2 separate regions of the Homo sapiens genome follow, and region 1 is linked to region 2. A link is an interaction called in ENCODE POLR2A ChIA-PET data of the cell type or tissue named here. Cell type or tissue: A673. All regions are shown on one strand. Each heading gives the region's core, and the rest is flanking DNA. Links, peaks and the distances in the headings are about the cores only. Region 1 overlaps MPRIP (myosin phosphatase Rho interacting protein). Region 2 overlaps PLD6 (phospholipase D family member 6).

Region 1 (9,219 bases), core at 2,096-6,095, 140 kb before region 2:
AGATTTCAGCTCCATGAGGCTCCCGTGCCAGAGTCCACCCTGGCTCCAGACTCCACCCTGGCTCCAGACTCATCCTCCCTGTCCTTGGGAAGGCCACTTTGCTTTGTAAACTCCTTAGTGTTTTTGTTTGGCCCCGGGGCAGATGGGTAGTAGGGAGATTGGTATATTGCAGTGCTGCAGAATAAATCACAGCTGTTTCCTGGACTTCTAGTTCCTAGCCCTGGGAAGAGGGACCTGCTGGGGCTGTCTGCACCTGCCCTCCCTGCCTTTCCCCCACATTATGCAGGTGAGGGATTGTCTTCAATTAGCAGATGGAGCCGCCGAGACCTGGAGAGGTTCAGCAGAGGTTCAGCGACCTGCCTAGGTCACAGGAAGTCCAGCACGATTTTTTCCAAAGTCCTGTTTGGCCACCTTGTCTCTAATAAGTGTTAACCTTTGCTATCAGGAACAGGGCCTTGCCCCAACTTGGACTCCTTAGTTCTTGAGTGTGTGGTGGGGCGTGTGTGTGAACGGTGCAGGCTGTTGTGCAGGGCATCGCCCAGATCTTCACCTCTCCTCAGCCTCGGGGTGCCCCACATCCCCAACATGGGCTACTGGCCTAGGCAGCAGCCACACCTTTGGCACAGCTCTGAACAGGAAGCACAATTTTTTCCTCTGAAAGAGGAATTCAGAATCAGGAAATAGCTTTGTCCTTGATCTCTGTAGGTTCTGAGGCACTGGATTTAACAGACCCACAAGCAACCGTGGCGCACTTTCCACACAAGGTTTCTGACCTCCTCGTGGTCCTTCCCATAGATAAAGGGGCCAAGGGAAGGGGGAGCAGCTGCAGGGAGCCCCAGCTGAGCCAGAGAAAGGGGCCATGTCTCCTGGGTCTCCTGATGCCATACCCAGAGCCTCACTATCAGGACTGGGTGAGCCACTTGAGGCTCAGGAGCCTCAGGGCCGCGGGAGGGGTGGGTCAGGGCATTTGCATGGCTTCTGCTTGGGGACCTGCTCTGACCTAGAAATCTGACACAGTCCCACTTTTCATTTCAGTGCGCCCAGGCAAGGGAATTGGAATGGTGGCGAGCCCAGATTTGAGTTTCCATTCTAGCTCCATTTTCCATGCTAATGGAGCAAGTTACTTAGAGCTGAAGCATCTATGCCCCTCATCTGAAAACTGGGGGGTTATAATAATAGTACCCATGGCTTTGGGTCCTGATGAGGATGCAGGAAGATGCTTCCAAAGTCCTCAGCAACCGCAGGATCTGTGGCAAGGGCAGAGTTTGTAAATACTGGGTTATATGGTGGGTGCTTAGTAAATGGGGTCCGTTTTATCAGCAATAAACCATGTAGTATGGAGCTGTGTGTGGGACACGGATCTTGCCCTTGGGAAGCTCTCACTTAGCATGCTGGCCCATCTGCTCTTGAATGTCCACCATGGGCCAGGCCATGGGCGAGATGGGGCAGGGGCAGTGCGGGGAGCACCAGGTCCCCATCCCTCTTAGGTTACTGCAGAGAAAACAGCCCAGGGAGGGGACCTTCCACTGTGATTTTGTGGGCAAGCTGGCCCTCAAACCTGTTTCTGTCTGTCCCATGCCCATTAAACAGAAGCTCAGGCCCATGCCCATTAAACAGATGCTCAGGCTGTCTCCTCTCCCACTGAGCTGCTCTGCACCACCCTAGCAGCTTTCTTATGTCAGCCCCTTGAGGACTGGAAGGAAGTAGTCAGTTTGCCTTGTGTGTGTTTGATTTTTCAGAATGTGTAAGTACAGTAAGTCCTCACCGTCATTGATGGGCTCTTGGAAACTGCTACTGTAAGCATAACAACACACAACCAAACCAATTTTATCATAAGCTAATTGATATAAACAGGATTTAAGTTTCTACGGCATATTTCAGGTTATAAAAATTAACCAAACTTCTAAATAAAGATCCAAAGTATTTCTAATATTAAACATGGAAATACATGTGAGCTATTATATACATTTCAGGAAGATGAATAAAAACAAGTAAGATCATTATCTATACAAGTTTTGGTGAGTGATGACAGTGAGTGATGACAGTCATGGTGGTAGGTTAAATCAAGGAATAAATGTCTGCAAAGTGAAAATTGTAAGGCATACCTCCTACCACCAGGAAGTTCAAAAACAAGGACAAAAGCGGTGGGCTGGCTGAGTGCTTCTTACTGCATAGTTTATTGTCATGTGTTTGTGTGATTATCGTAGACTTGATGACTTTTTAGTAGGCAGTTACCTGTATTCATTCATGCGTTTTCCAGCTTGCTTATTCCAGTTCAATGTCACCGGTAGCTGGAGCCTCTCCCAGGGCACAAAGCCTGGACAGGACGCCGTTCCATCACAGGACACACTTGCACCCACACCTGCTCAGACTGGGACCACTTAGATGTCCAGTTCACTGAATGTGCACATCTCTGAGATGTGAAAGAAAGCAGAGTACAGAGAAAACCCACGGAGTCGTGAGAGCACACAAACTCCACACAGGCAGTGGGTGCAGGAATTCTTTTTTTTTTTTCCTCAACATTGTTATAACAAATCAATGTTGAATGAAATGGCATTATTTGAGGACCTGCTGTGTAAGGACTGAACTGATTTTAAGAATTTTTAGGTCAGGTGCTGCGGCTCACACCTGTTATCCCGGAACTTTGGGAGGCCAAGGTGGGCAGATTGCTTGAGCCCAGGAGTTCGAGATCAGCCTGGGCAAGACAGGGAAACCCTGTCTCTACAAAAAAGTAAAAAACATAGCCAAGCTTGGTGGCACATGCCTGTGGTCCCAGCTACTTGGGAGGCTGAGGTAGAAGGATTGCCTGAGGCAGGAGGTGGAGGTTGCAGTGTGCTGAGATCACGCCACTGCACTCCAACCTGGGTAATAGAACGAGACCCTGTATCAAAAAAAAAAAAAAATTTCTTTTTTTTTTAGAGGGTAGGAAGTGAAGGGGCCAGGCTTCATCAGCTTAGGATTTAATGTTAGAGGCCACTTCTGTGCCCCTGTCAAGCCCAGAGAAGTCATGCAGGTCCCATGAAGGGCAGAGCAGATCCCAATTTTAGGAATTTCTTTGATGGGTGTATGAGTTGCCATGGGCAGTGTGGGAGAAGATTAAGAGAAGCCATGCTTATCCCACTCGTATCCATGGAGCAACTGCCTTGCAGTTGTCTGGGAAGGAAAATCCTTGTGCCGGGCCTGGTTGAAATGCCCAAGGAAGGTAGAGAGGATCCCAGAGCTGGGGAGCCGGGTCTAGTCCCAAATCACTGGGTGGGTGGGAGATCTGGCCAGGACGTTTCGTGGCCCCCTGGTCACCAGTGTTGAGTGGGTCCCCTCAGCTGGCAGGCAGGTCCTTCCAGCCTCTCTGTCCACCCTACCCCCAGCCTTTACAAGTCATTCACCCTTGCAGGGAAAGGCACCTCTGCTGAGGGGACCCTTCTATGAGATCTAAACAGGAGGAGTCTCTTCTTTTGAGCCTGAGAACGAGCTCTTCTAATAGGCAGATGTCACCTCGGCAGACAGCCCACTACTTCTCAATTCCACATCTCCCTTCCCGCCTGGAAACCCCGTGAGCCTGGGAGCTTAGGAGTCCTCTTCCTAGGGGGCCCGGCCAGCTAGCACCTGGCCTTCTATGGTGTGGAGGTTTTCCTATACGGAAATTGCTGAAGGGTGGCCTGCCCTGGCATTGTTTTGTGGCGCTGTTGGTGGTATTCATAGCTGACAGGAATTGCCATGTGCCAGGCCACTATTAGCTCATTTATATTTCCAGCAGTCTCAGAAGGCGGAGTTAAGAGAAGGGTAGAGAGAGGTAGTATAATATGCCTAGAGCAGCTCCTCTGGTGGCAAAGCCGGGAGGAAACCCAGCTGTGGGACTCCAGGCCTTCCCTGTCTCCACATGACTCGAGAGGACTGAGCTTGGCCTTGAGACCATCAATGTCTGGCTGTGTGTGGCCCCCTTGGCCCCTAGTGTCCAGGAGCGGGGCTGACCACCTTGGCATGTGCGGGGAAGGGTGGGGCTGACCTCATTTAGCTTTCCTGCCCTTTTTTTGCTCCTCCTTCCACCGTGCTTCTGTCCTACCTGTTTCTGAATGGGAAGGACGGCTTTTTGAGGAACAGGGTGTGACTCTTCCCTGCGAAGACGTTGCCCCAGAAATTTGTCCCCACGCATTCTCCAGCCCTCTTCCCTTTGCCATGAATGGCGTCATGTTCCAAAAATCCTGTGGCCACGGGCTGTTTGTCAAGACCAAACAGGGAAGAGGCTTTTAAAATGTCACTTTCCCCCTCCAGCTTGAATACAGTGGGGAGCAGGGGCAGGGGCCGGGGCTGGGCTTGCAGGACCTGTGTGTGGGCAGAGGGAGGCCAGGAGCCCAGTGGGAGTTGGGGGTAGTTTACAGCCAGCCAGCAGCTGTGGGCCCTGCTGTCCCCGTGCTATGATGGGGTGAACTGTGTGTGTGGTTCCTTGGTTTTGAGGGGTTTTTTTTTTGAGGTGAAATTCACGCAACATAAAATTAACCATTTTAGCATGTACAATTCCATTGCATTTAGCCTACAGTATTGTACAACTGCCACCCCTCTTCAGTTGAAAACATTTCCATTGCTCCAAAAGAACCCCCCACCTTAACTATTAAGCAGTCACCCCCGCCTTTAGTCCCCAGCAACTACAAATCTGCTTTGTGCCTCAATGGATTTACCTATTCTGGAAATTTCATCAAAACAGAATCATACCATACCATATGTGACCTTTTGTCTGTGGTGTCTTGCACTTGGCCTAATGCTTTCAAGGTTCATCCACCTTGCAGCACAGGTCAGAATTCATTCCTTGTATGGATGGTAGACAGTGGGATTGCTTCACCCTTTTGGCCGTTGTGGATAGTGCTGCTGTGAACACAGGTGTGCGGGCATTTGTCTGAACACCTCCTTTCAGCGGACCCCAGGAGAGGACTTGCTGGCCTGTGGCCATTCTGTCAGTGAGCTGTTTGGCATCAGCACCTGGAGCCACATGTCAGCCCTGCAGACTGCTGGGTGGGAGGGCTATGGGTGGGTCCCAAATAAGGCCTGCCCAGAGCCTGGGGCTCTTCACAGAGGAGTCTGGGATGGAAACTGGGTTCCTGGACCATCCCTCAAGAGTCGCACACATGAAATGCCGCCATGAGGCAGTGTCACGGGGCGGTGCAGGGGTGGCTCAGCTGCTCGGAGGTACACGCCTTCTTTCTTCCCTTTTTGTCTGACCTGAAGATCATCTGACTGCCAAGAAAGAGGCAAGTTAATCCTTAAACATTGTTGGAAGGAGGGCTGTGGGGCATGGGAGCTGAAGGCTGGAGACCCCAGGGAGACGCGGTGCCTTCCCAGTGCTAGGTGCTGGGAGCTGCTGGCAGAGGGCCCACAGAGCCCCACAGTGGTCCCCAGAGGACCTTGGGGTCAGCTAGAGGGAAAAGGCCTTTGCTACGCTGTTCATCACTGTTACCAGTTTTCAACCTTTATTTCTTTGGCAGCAAAACACCCACCCCCTTGAAATGAAACGTGGAGCTCACATATATGATGCACGAATGTTCTCATGTTGAAGGACAGGAAGAGGAATGGCATCAGCTATGAGACCACCCTGACCCCCACCCGCTGCCCCATCCTACACCCGAGGTGGCCCCTGAAGCATGACCTCCAGGGATCTTCACAGTTTGAAGAGCCGCTGATATACTCTAATACTTGCAGTAATATTTTTTAATAGAATGCAATATTGGATGTACACAAAAGGATACAAGCAGCATACATTTACAATATAAATCTAAATAATAAAAATGAATGCTCGTGAACCTGCCACCCAACTTAAGAAAGAGAACACTGACATCCATTCAAAGCATCCTTCACGCCCCTCCCCAGTGGTATCCCTTTCACAGAGGTGACCTGAGATGATTTAGGGGTGGGAGCCGAGGCCCAGATGGGTAGCTCAGGCATTGCCCTTCACACCAGTGCTGGTCGAGCTGTTCTAGGGAACACGGACAGAAGCACATTCCAGTGGAGTCCCCTGCTTTTCTGACTCCTCTCCACAGGCTCAGGGACGTTAGTCCTGTGGCACAGTAAAGGTGCTTATGTTTGTGGTCCTTCAAGCCCCTCTTTGCAAGCAGGGACCTGGGGAGAGGATTCTAGGGGCCAGGGGGAGCAGGGACCCAGGGAGGGGATCTAAGACTATGGGGAATGGGGACCCAGGGAGGAGAGCTCCAGGACTATTAGGAGTAGGGACCCCGGGAGGGGAGCTCCAGGGCCGTGGGGAATGGGGACCTGGGGAGGAGAGCTCTAGGACTGTTAGGAGTGGGGACCCGGGGAGTGGAGCTCCAGGGCCGTGGGGAGTGGGGACCCGGGGAGGAGAGCCCCAGGGGCCATGGAGAGTGGGGACCCAGGGAGGAGAGCTCCAGGGACTGTGGGGAGTGGGGACCCAGGGAGGGCTCCAGGTCCATTGAGAAACAGGTGTTGCCTCTGTCACAGCCCCTCCTCCTGGCCTCCTCACCAAGGCAGAGGTCCGCATTGTTGAGAGAAAGGTTTTCCTGTCTGCCTGTGCCTTGGAGTCTGTTTCATTTCCAGATGGACCATATGTAACACAGCCACCAGGAGCAAGTCTGGGGTTAGATGTCGCCTTTTAAGGCAGTGCTGTTGGATAGAAAGGACTCTTGAGTAGAAACCAGGAGATAGACTTAAAGGCAAGTTTGTGTTTGGGCACATGGCAACTGAGAAGTGGGATCAGCAGGGCTGCTCCCCAAGCAAAGGTGCAGAAGGGGTGGGGACGTGCTAGGGGAGTGGGTGGCTAGGTCAGCAGTTCTCAAACTTTTTGGGTTCCAGACCCCTTTATGCTCTTGATTATTGAGGCCCTCAGAACGCTTTAGTTTACCTGGGTTATGTCCATTGGTATTTCTTGTATTAGAAGTTAAAACTGAAAAAGTTTATTCATGAATTCACTTAAAAGTAACAATAAGCCTATTATGTAGTCACGTAACATATATTCTGAAAAATAACTTTTCTAAGACAAAAATTTGCTGAAAAGCCTCACATTTTTAACTCTTTGCAGAGCTCTTTACGGTCTGCCATAATGAAAGACAGCTGGGTTCTCAGAGCTTCTACAGTCTGTGGCCATAGCATGTCCTGTGTAGCCTTTGGGCAGCTCTACTGTACACTCATGAAAGAGTGAGAGAGGAGGCAAAGGATGTTTTAGTATTTTTATTAAAATGGTTTTGACTCAGGGACCCCAAAAAGGGCCTCAGGGACTCCCACCTTTGCAGACCACTGGTCGAGCTTAAGTTGGGCCATGGGCTTGAGGAGCATGCCGGCCTCTATAGGAGGGGCAGTGCAGTTCACTGTTCCAGGCTGCGCCGCTGCCTTGGGGCCTGCTCGGCTGTGGCTGTGTCAGCTTCCCACAGACGGTGTCCCCTGACTTCCATTTCTGAAGTCTGTCATTTGCCCCCTCCCAGGGAAGTCTCCCACACTCCTCCCCTTTGCTCCCTGGCATGGTGCTGAGTTCCTTTCCCTTTGCACCACCTTTCGTGTCTTCGTCTCCTTGTTGGTATTCCCAGAGGCTTTGCGAACTTTGCATCAGTGGCCTTGCAGAGGCTGGTAGACATCAGGGGCATCCCTGACCTGCCTCCATAGAGAGCAGCAGAATGTGGGGATGGGGAGTGGCCCAGTTGGGAGGTGAGCCAATTGCAGTCTGCAGGGTCCCGGGTGGGCATGGCTGTTCTGAGTTCTGGGACCAGCAGTCCTGGCATAATTAGCAGAATCCCTTTTCCTTCCCCAAGTACTCCCAATTAAGACAATAAATTACGTTGAGCACCTTACTGATGAGGCTCTGAAGTAGGTGGCTTATTGGCCCAGCTTTTCCTGGGGTGGGTGGAGGTGGTAGCCTGCACCCAGCCTTGATGTCTTTGCACAGGTAGGAAAGAGTCCTTCTGGAGGACAGCCCCCAATCTCCGCCAGCTTCCTGACCTCCTGCGCAGATGGCCAGGCTGGGTGTGTGCTGCAGGAGGGTGGTCTGTGGCTGGCTCATCTGGAAGTAAAGGCTGTAGGGCTCTTCCTTCCATGTGTGCCTCATGGGCAATGTGCTTTGGGGCCCCACCGGGTCCCTAAGCCCCCACTTGCAGCCTCCCAGGGCCGTGGCCCCAGCTGCATGGATGTGGGGCAGAACTGAGTGCTGTGCTGGTGAGGACCAGACCCCTACCCCTGGGAGCACATCTCACTTGGGAACATGCCCTTCACCTGTGTCACCCTTTACCTTCTGGAATGGCCTGCTAAACTGGGGAGGAGTGTCCCATGGGCCAGGGCCAGTGTGGAACCAGGTGGCCTTGGTGCCTGTTTTGCTTCCACTGCTTCCTGGCTCTATTTACTTGGACAGACCACTGAGTCTCTGTGTGCCTCGGTTTCCTGGGGTATAAAATGGAGGTCATGAGAGCTCATATGCCCTAAGCCCTGGGGTCAGCTCCACTGCCAGCGGGGAGGAGTGCAGACCTGCCCTCGTGCTCCCATAGCTGGGATGTATGTCCTCCCTGCAGAATGCATTCCTGGCAGCTGGTGAGCAGGTGTTCTCCCTCGGAGGCTTGGCTTCCTCCCGGGACAGGGCTCTGGGTCCTGATGATGTTGAAACACTTGCGGGGGCTGTAGCTCCATCTTTAGTATCTGCACAGTGGCTGGCTGTTTGTGGAAGCCTATATTGAGGAAGGTAGTTTGGGTCCACAACTGTGTGGCTGTAGAGCAATAGAACAGTATTCTCCAGGACTCAAGGCCCCATGGACAACTTTTAGTAGTTCTAGCACAGTTTGGTCAACACAGGACAAGCCTGTGGCCTCTTGAGGGGTCTGCAGTGGTGACCAGTGTTCGTCGGCCCTGGCAGGCTTGTTCTGAAAGAGAAGCCCCCATTCTGAGCATGGTCAGAGGTGTGTGCTGAGAACCCACTGTGGGTGAGGCAGGTGGGCACAGCTCCGCCAAGAAGCTTCCCTCCCCAAGTGCTGAGATTCAGAGCCACTGATCCTCTTGCAGTCCATCTGGGTGGCCACAGGACACACAAGGTCTTGGCAGGGGTGAGGCTTGAGACTGGACTTTGCTGTGTGCTCACCCCTGACTTTTACTGACTTACATCAGAATGTCCCAGAAAAGACGGACAACCTTGAAGTCTCCCATGATTTACAAGCTTAGAAAGAGGGCCAGACGGCTGCTACCCAGGTATCCTTTCTCTTTGGAATTGAAATGCAGAGAACATTATTA
Region 2 (9,219 bases), core at 5,215-9,214:
TGTGGTTTTCCTAGGGTACAATTTATAAAAGGTAGAAAGCATCCAAGTGGCTCCTCAACAATTACAATTCTTAATGATTTTTCTCACAGCTGTGCCCTTCTGTCAGGGTCAGTGTCAAAATTCGTTATCAAAGGCAAAACCTACTGTGCCAAGCTGGGGCGCTATATGTGAACGGAGTGGAAATGCTTCAGTCACCTCTGCCGCAGCTTGTGATTCCAGCAGTTCTCACAAACGTTCTGTCACATGATGAAAAGAAGCAGCTTGTATAATTCCAACTGGTGTTTCATTTCTGTTCTAATGCTAAGTGGTAACGCTTAACAAACAGACTAAAAGCTGTGTGCAGAAGAAAGGGCTGAATGAGTACCGCCTCCCTAGGTTCCAGCACAGCGCTCGGGTCTAAGAAGTAGAGCCCCGGGGTAGGGTGGGCCATCCACTGTCAGGCCAGTGTCTCAAGAAAGCCTGACCAGCTGAGCTGCTGCTTTTTTTTTGGGGGGGGGGGGGGGAGGGGCGTCTTGAGGCTTTTTTTTTTTTTACAAAGTTAGTTTGTGATCAACGATTCACTACAATTGAAGTGTTACTTTGTCAGAATATTTATTCCTTTGTGTGACATGCTAGATTCCCTGGATGTAGCTGATCATTTTTATTTTGTAAATATTACCTAACTTTACATAAACTATATCATAATAAACTATTTTTGCATCACCCTTTGCATGCTGTGTAATGAGATTTTGTTTAGTTGAGAGACATCTGCAAAATAAGCACGCAGGTCAAAAGGCAAACTGAACAGTAGCCTCCAGCTCTAGAGTGGGTTGATTTCAGTTTCATTACCTCCTTTTTTTTGAGACAGTCTCACTCTGTTGCCCAGGCTGGAGTGCAGTGGCAGGATCTCGGCTCACTGCAACCTCTGCCCCCGGGGTTCAAGTGATTCTCCTGCCTCAGCCTCCCAAGTAGCTGGGACTACAGGGGCACGCCACCACGCCCAACTAATTTTTTGTATTTTTAATAGAGACGGGGTTTCACCGTGTTAGCCAGGATGCTCTCCATCTCATGATCCGCCCGCCTTGGCTTCTTAAAGTGCTGGGATTACAGGTGTGAGCCACCGTGCCCGGCCTTTATTTTATTTTATTTATTTTTTTTGGAGCAGGGTCTCACTCTGTCACCCAGGTTAGAGTGCAATGGCATGATCTTGGTTCACTGCAGCCTCTGCCTCCTAGGCTCAAGAGATTCTCCCACCTCAGCCTCCCAACTAGCTGGGACTACAGGCATGCACCACCACACCCAATTAATTTTGCATTTTTTGTAGAGACGGGGTTTCCCTGTGTGGCCAAGGCTGGTGTCGAACTCCTGGACTCAAGCAGTCCTCCCACCTTTGCCTCCCAAATTGCTGAGATTACAGGCATGAACACAGTGCCAGGGCCTGATTACCTCCTTTTGAATTACAGTGGATTTTTTTTTTTTTTCTTTTTTGAGACAGAGTCTTGCTCTGTTGCCCGGGCTGGAGTGCAGTAGCGCGATCTCAGCTCACTACAACCTCCGTCTCCCAAGTTCAAGCGATTCTCGCGCCTCAGCCTCCCAAGTAGCTGGGATTACAGGCATGCACCACCACACCTGGCTTGTGTGTGTGTGTGTGTGTGTGTGTGTTTAGTAGAGATGGGGTTTCACCATGTTGCCCAGGCTGGTCTCGAACTCCTGACCTCAGGTGATCACCTGCCTTGGCCTCCCAAAGTGCTGGGATTACAGGTGTGAACCACTGTGCCTGGCCAGTTTTCAGCATTTTAGAATTACGGTAGTTCACATAAAAATTTGGATTTTACCTGTTCACACACAAGCCATTGTAAGAAATACTTTACATGCAGAATCTAATTAAGGTACACTGCCCCAGTTAAAGAAGCCTTCAGGGGCTAAAGGGACAACGAGAAGTGCTAATGGTGGTGATGCTTTTATTAATCAAGGTCTTGTAATTCCCCATCCCTGTCCCTCTTATTAATAGATTTATTTACAATAAAATTTTACCTTTTGCTTAAAAAAGAAACTGCATTTTACATCATGACCCAATATACACACACGCCAACAACCTGAAATTTAACAAAATAATGCACCCTTACTATATATACTTTGATGATTTCGTTCACTTTTAAAAATTCTGATTGTGACCCACTAAATAAATTTTAAATAACAAACAACTGGGATTTTTAGGTTGGGCGCAGTGGCTCATGCCTGTAATCCCAGCACTTTGGGAGGCTGAGGCAGGTGGATCACTTCAAGACAGGAGTTCAAGACCAGCCTGGCCAACATGGGGAAACCCTGTCTCTACTAAAAATACAAAAATTAGCCAGGCATGGTGGTGTGCGCCTACCTGTAATCCCAGCTACTCAGGAGGCTGAGGCACAAGAATTGCTTGAACCCAGGAGGTGGGGGTTACTGTGAGCCTAGATCGTGCCACTGCACTGCCAACCTGGGCAACAGAGCAAGACCCTGTCTCAAAAAAGAAAAACTGGGTTTTTTAAACAATATATTCACAACCTTTAGAATGAAATGGGTGAAATTTGTGGGAATCTAAACTTTTATCCAGATAACATTGAAAAAAAGTTGATTCTACCAATAAATCAATTTAAGAGGCCAGGTATGGTGGCTTACGCCTGTAATCCCACCACTTTGGGAGGCCGAGGCAGGTGGATCACTTGAGGTCAGGAGTTCAAGACCAGCCTGACCAACATGGTGAAACCCCATCTCTACTAAAAATACAAAAATTAGCTGGGCATGGCGGTACACACTTGTAATCCCAGCTACTGGGGAGGCTGAGGTGAGAGAATCACTCGAGCATGGGGGGCAGAGGTTGCAGTGACTGAGATCGCGCCACTGCATTCTAGCCTGGACTACAGAGTGAGACTCTGTCTCAAAAAAACAAAACAAAAAGTCAAGAAATGTATAAAACATAGCCAAAAAAAGTTAAGTACAGGCATAAAAAGATACACATTTTCAGTCTGCTATTCCAGTTGTCTAATTTTTTTTTTTTTTTTTTTTTTTTTGAGATGGAGTCTCACTGTGTCACCCAGGCAGGAGTGCAGTGGCGGGATCTCAGCTCACTGCAGCCTCCACCACCACCCACCCCCCGGGTTCAAGTGATTCTCCCATCTCAGCCTCCTGAGTAGCTGGGGCTGCAGGAGCACACTGCCATACCTGGCTAATTTTTTTGTATTTTTAGTAGAGATGGGGTTTCACCATGTTGGTCAAGCTGGTCTCAAACTCCTGATCTCAAGTGATCCACCTGCCTCACCCTCCCAAAGTGCTGAGATTACATGCATGCACCACCGCTCCTGGCCTCCTATGGTTTTAACATACGCTATTTTTGTAAAGCTATGTAAATGCAATTTTTAAAATCAGTTGGCATTTGAAAATCCAACACTGTTTCATAACAGCCTGGCGACAGAGCGAGAATCTGTCTCAAAAAAAAGAAAAAAAAAAAAAGGCCGGGCGCAGTGGCTCACACCTGTAATCTTAGCACTTTGGGAGGCTGAGGCAGGCAGATCACAAGGTCAGGAGTTCGAGACCAGCCTGGCCAATATGGGGAAACCCTGTCTCTACTAAAAATACAAAAACTAGCCAGGCGTGGTGGCATATGCCTGTAGTCCCAGCTACTTGGGAGGCTGAGGCACAAGAATCGCTTGATCCCAGTAGGCAGAGGTTCCAGTGAACCAAGATTGCATCAGTGCACTCCAGCCTGGGCTATAGAGCTAGACTCTGTCTCAAAAAAACAAACAAACAGTGTGGTCTTGGCATAAAGAGAGATATTGATAAATCAGTGAAACAGAATTGCGAGTTCAGAAAAAGCGTTCTTACATTTACAGTCAATTGATTTTCAACAATAATGCCCAGACCATTCAGTGAGGAAACAATAACCTTTTCAACAAATGGTACTGGGACAACTAGACATCCACATGCAAAAGAAAATGAAGTTGGGCCTCCTACCTTGCACCATACACAAAAATTAACTCAAAACGGATCACAGACCTAAGTATGAGTGATAGGAATATAATATACAAGAATGGCCGGGTGCAGTGGCTCACGCCTGTAATCCCAACATTTTGGGAAGCCGAGGCAGGCAGATTACTTGAGGTCAGGAGTTCGAAACCAAGCCTAGCAAAACCCCATCCGTACTAAAAATACAAACATTAGCTGGGCGTGATGGTGGGCGCCTCTAGTCCCAGCAACTTGGGAGGCTGAGGCAGGAGAATCGCTTGAACCTGGAAGGCGGAGGTTGCAGTGAGTTGAGATTGCACCACTGCACTCCAGCCTGGGCAATAGAGTGAGACTGTCTCAAAAAGAAAAAAATTATATATATGACAGAAAAAAACATAGGAGCAAATCTTTGTGACCTTGGGTTGGGCAATGGTTTCTTAGCTATGACACCAAAGCACAAGCAACAACTGTAAAAATATTAATAGATTATACCAAAATCAAAAGCTTACATGCTGCAAACAATTCCATCAACACCTATTACCCAAAGAAGGGAAACATTTGCAAATGACTTTTTCTTTTCTTTGAGATAGAGTCTCGCTCTGTTGCCCAGGCGGGAGTGCAGCCTCAATTTCCCAGGCTCAAGCGATCCTCCCACCTCAGCCTCCTGAGTAGCTCAGACTACAGGAGTGTGCCACTATGCCCAGCTAATCTTATTTTTATTTTTTTTATTTTTTATTTTTGGTAGAGACAAGATCTTGCTATGTTGTCCAAGCTAGTCTCGAACTCCTGAGGTCAAGCATTCCTCCTGCCTCGACCTCCTAAAGTGTTGGGATTACAGGCGTTGGCCACTGTCCCCAGCTTGCAAATTATGTATCTGTTAAGGGATTCTTATATCCAGAACATATACAAAGAACTCTTAAAACTCAACAATAAAAAGACAACCCAAAAAAATGGGCAAAGGATTTGAATAGACATTTCTTCAAAGATGACATACAAATGGCCAATAAGCTCATGAAAAGACATTCATCATCTTAAGTCATTAGAAATGCAAGTCAAAACCACAATGAGACACCATACCCACTAGAAGGGCTATGATCAGAAAGTTAGATCATGCCATATGTTGGCAAGGATGTGGAGGAAAAGGAACCCTCATTCACTGCTGGTGGGAATATAAAATGATACTTCCATTTTGGAAAAAGTCTAGCAGTTTCTCAAATGGTTAAATAGTGTTATATGACCCAATAATTTCACTCCTAGGTGTATACTAAAGAAATGAAAACATGTCTGTGCAAACACTTGTACACAAATGTTTATAGCAGCATTATTCATAACAGCCAAAAGATAGAAATAACCCAAATTCCCACCAACGAATGAATGGGCAAACAAAATTTGTTATCCATACAATGGAATGTTATTCAGCCAAACTAAGAAATGAGGTGCTGAAACATGCTGCAGCACAGATTCCCTTGAAGCATGACGCGAGGTGAAGATGGCAGAGACAAAAGGCTGCAGAGAGGATTCCATTTCTATGAAATGCCCAGAGTAGGCAAATCTGTGAGACAAAGTAGACTAGTGATTGCCAGGAGCTGGAGGGTAGTACGGAGTGGGGAGTGACTACTACTGGAACAGTGTTTCTTTTTGGGGTGATGGTTACACAACTTTGTTAATATACTAAAACCCACTACTGAATCTCATGCTTTTAATGTGCAGATTTTATGGTATGTGAATCTTGATCAAGTGTGTTTTTAAAAACTGGGTTGGATCCTGGCAGCTCCCATCGGTGCTGATCGCAGCCAGCAGCCCGAGGCCTTTAGTGACGCCTTTCTTCAGCATCTGCAGACAGCGAAAAGCAGAGCTGCAGGTTGAAGGCTCAGAGTAATGGATGGAGCCCTAAAATGAGTAAGAATAGGTGCAGGCAGGGCCTGAGTGGTCACTAGAAAAGAGAAAGCAGAGTTGGTGCCATCACATACATCCACCTCATGCCTTATTCTGAAATTTGAGTGTGAGAATACATGTCGACACATAAGCCAGTCATGATTTTAAAGGCGTCGGCTGTGGTCTTGAAAAGAGTCATGTGGAAACCCATCATCACCTTAAGATTTTTTTTTTTTTTTTTTTTTTTTTTTGAGACGAAGTCTCGCTCTGTCGCCCAGGCTGGAGTGTAGTGGCACCATCTCGGCTCACTGCAAGCTCCGCCTCCCGGGTTCATGCCATTCTTCTGCCTCAGCCTCCCGAGTAGCTGGGACTACAGGCACCCGCCACCATGCCCGGCTAATTTTTTGTATTTTTAGTAGAGACGGGGTTTCACCATGTTAGCCAGGATGGTCTCGATCTCCTGACCTCGTGATCTGCCCGCCTTGGCCTCCCAAAGTGCTGGGATTACAGGCATGAGCCACCGTGCCCAGCCACCTTAAGATTTTGAGTGTAAGGATCTTCATGATGAAATTTCTGAAAATGGTCCATTCTCAGCTTCAATTTCTGAGACTGGAGAAGGATCCTCTAGTAGCCACACTGTAGCAGCTGCCCTGAGTCAGCACCTCCACTTGGACCCAAAGTAGGATGTCTCTCAGGCATGTCACTCCCAGTGACACCAGATGGGATCCACCCAGGGCTGCCTCTGCTGCTCATTGTTAATGCCTCTAAAGTCATCTCCATGGTTCTTTGGGCTTCATCTTTAAAGGATTCAAGTGACTGAGACTATCCCAGAAAACTATGCAGCTAGTGAAACTAGAGTACAACTAAGAACATTTTCAGACCTCCAGTGTGGATGACCTGGGCATAATCTCACAAACTGATGGGACTGCAAGGATTGTAAACTGAAATTGACATGAATATACTCTGTTGGATCAGACTAAAAAAAAAAAATTGGGCCCGGCACAGTGGCTCACACTGGTAATCCCAGCACTTTGGGAGGCCGAGGTGGGCAGATTATGACATTAGGAGTTCGAGACCAGCCTGGCCAACATAGTGAAAACCCGTCTCTACTAAAAATACAAAAATTAGCCGGGCGTAGTTGTGGGCGCCTGTAATCCCAGCTACTCAGGAGGCTGAGGCAGGATAATCACTTGAACCCGAGAGGCGGAGGTTGCCGTGAGCTGAGATCGCGCCATTGCACTCCAGCCTGGGCGACAGAGAGAGACTCTGTCTCAAAAAAAAAAAAAAAAATTGTGGGTTGCTTTAAAAACCTATAGAACTGGCTGAGCGTGGTGGCTCATGCCTGTAATCCCAGCACTTTGGGAGGCCGAGGCAGGTGGATCACCTGAGGTCGGGAGTTCAAGACAAGCCTGGCCAACGTGGCAAAACCCCGTCTCTACCAAGAAAAAAAAAAAAAAAATTAGCTGGACTTGGTGGTGGCACACGCCTGTAATCCCAGCTACTCAGGAGGCTGAGGCAGGAGAATCGCTTGAACCCGGGAGGCGGAGGTTGCAGTGAGCCAAGATTGCACCATTACACTCCAGCCTGGGTGACAAGAGCGAAAACTCCGTCTCAAAAGAAAACAAAAACCCTATAGAACCAACATAGTGCTTTAAAATATGGCATCATTGCATTGGTTCATTCCAACAACCTAGGAATATTCAACAGTGTGGGCAGACTGTTAAGGGCATATGGTACTATCAGAATTTTTTGTTTGTTTTGAGACAGAGTCAAGCTCTGTCACCCAGGCTGGAGTGCAGTGGTGTGAGCTTGGCTCACTGCAGCCCCCACCTCCCGGGTTCAAGCAATTCTCCTTTTTCAGCCTCCCGAGTAGCTGGGATTACAGGTACACACCACCACACCCAGCTAATTTTTGTATTTTTAGTAGAGACGGAGTTTTGCCATGTTGCCCAGACCGATCTTTTTTCTTTTTTTGAGACGGAGTCTCGCTCTGTGTCTCCCAGGCGATCTCGGCTCACTGCAAGCTGGGCCTCCCGGGTTCACACCATTCTGCCTCAGCCTCCCGAGCAGCTGGGACTATAGGCGCCCGACACCACGCCCGGCTAATTTTTGTATTTTTAGTAGAGATGGGGTTTCACCGTTTTCAAGCTGTATCACTGCCCGCATAGTTAACAACATTGAATCCAAACCACTAAGCTGATGAAAGCTCATCCCAGGAGACGAGGGCAATTAGAGGGGAATCTTCCTAGAGCCTCTTTTGTGACTGCTGAGCCTACTTGGCAAATTTATTACTTCTTTTAAAGTTTCTCTCTGAGAGGAGCCAAGACAATCTTGTAGGCAAAAAGAGGCTTCAGGTGACACACACACTACACAACCCCCTCCCCAGCCCTCATCTTCAGCGAGCCCCTGCCTTCTAGCATCACTCGCCTCAGGTGTTGGAGCAGAGGCCGGCGTGCAGTTCTAGGGTCTCCTGGGCATGCCTGCCTGTTACTGGCACAGCAGTCTTTACGTGTGGGCCAAGGATCTTCTATACTTTTAATAACGTCTTCCAAGATCGGGTGTCTGATGAGCAGGCACACCCAGCACAGTTTCAACAAGCAATTTATCCCCCAGTGTGCAGGCTCCTTCCTTACAGGCTGAGTACTATGGGGTTACAATCTTCCCAGACATTGCTTATTGGTTGTTAGGCGGGGGCTTTAGGTATTTTTTTTTTAGGGTTGTCTTGCTGCATTTTGTTACAGCCCACAGTGCATTGCAATCTTAGTCTGCTTAGGGGCTCTTCAAGTATTTGACTTATGACCTAAGTAGCTAGGCCAGCTGGTAGGAAGAGACAAAGCGAGCTATTTTGCAGGCCAGTAAACTTTCATTTTAAACTTTTTTGGTTCGGGTGAGGGCAACCAAGGAAGGGGGAAGGGGGCAGGCGGGGAAGCCGATAAGGCATCGGCTAGCCTGAGGGGCCTAGTACAACCCGTTTCTTCCGTAGTTTGCTGACCGAAGCCGATTCAAGGCACTTTGTCTTAAAAATGGACCACCGTATACCTTATTTCCTTCACCCAAATAACAGCTTAAAGTTTTACTCCTCTTTGAGTCTCCTGTTCTTTGACCAACAGTTTCTAAATAGCTGTATACTGCCCCCCCCCGCAAAATTATATTTAACAAAGAGGAGCCCCTACTTGAATGATTTAGCAGCAAGCTAAGGCAAAGACACCCAGCGCTCACATTCCAGAATAAGAACATGTTTATTCAGATGTGCCAGAAGTCCAGGGTCACGCGGCTTCGCATTTAGGAGATGCTTTACAAGCTCTCCCATTTTCTTTTCAGAACATACACTGGGGGAATTCACAAACTAAAACAATTTCTGGTGACTTCCAATCTATATATTAT

What was found. ChIA-PET counts read pairs that join two places held together with the same protein. Peaks named below come from ENCODE experiments on the same cell type or tissue, not always from the same donor. Only the 100,000 strongest peaks of a DNase experiment are listed, where the experiment ranks them.
Region 1: POLR2A ChIA-PET joins it to region 2 with 6 read pairs; 4 of 35 experiments call an interaction of 5 or more read pairs at or near these places.

Annotation. Positions count from the first base shown.
Region 1 is chr17:17,052,162-17,061,380 of GRCh38, forward strand. All of the region lies in intron 1 of MPRIP (myosin phosphatase Rho interacting protein), which reads left to right. Among named protein-coding and RNA genes, the nearest start is that of MPRIP, 14 kb to the left of the region's middle. RefSeq lists an enhancer at 3,803-4,442. In A673, for the core only: no CTCF peak of the experiment used is centred there; a DNase peak (open chromatin) is centred at 3,780; H3K27ac peaks cover 934 bases.
Region 2 is chr17:17,191,940-17,201,158 of GRCh38, forward strand. It overlaps PLD6 (phospholipase D family member 6), which reads right to left. Exons shown (of 2, transcript NM_178836.4): 2 at 9,056-9,219. MPRIP (myosin phosphatase Rho interacting protein) reads left to right here. Exons shown (of 24, transcript NM_001364716.4): 24 at 1-704. Among named protein-coding and RNA genes, the nearest start is that of PLD6, 9.8 kb to the right of the region's middle. RefSeq lists an enhancer at 1-525 and a silencer at 696-785. In A673, for the core only: no CTCF peak of the experiment used is centred there; no DNase peak of the experiment used is centred there.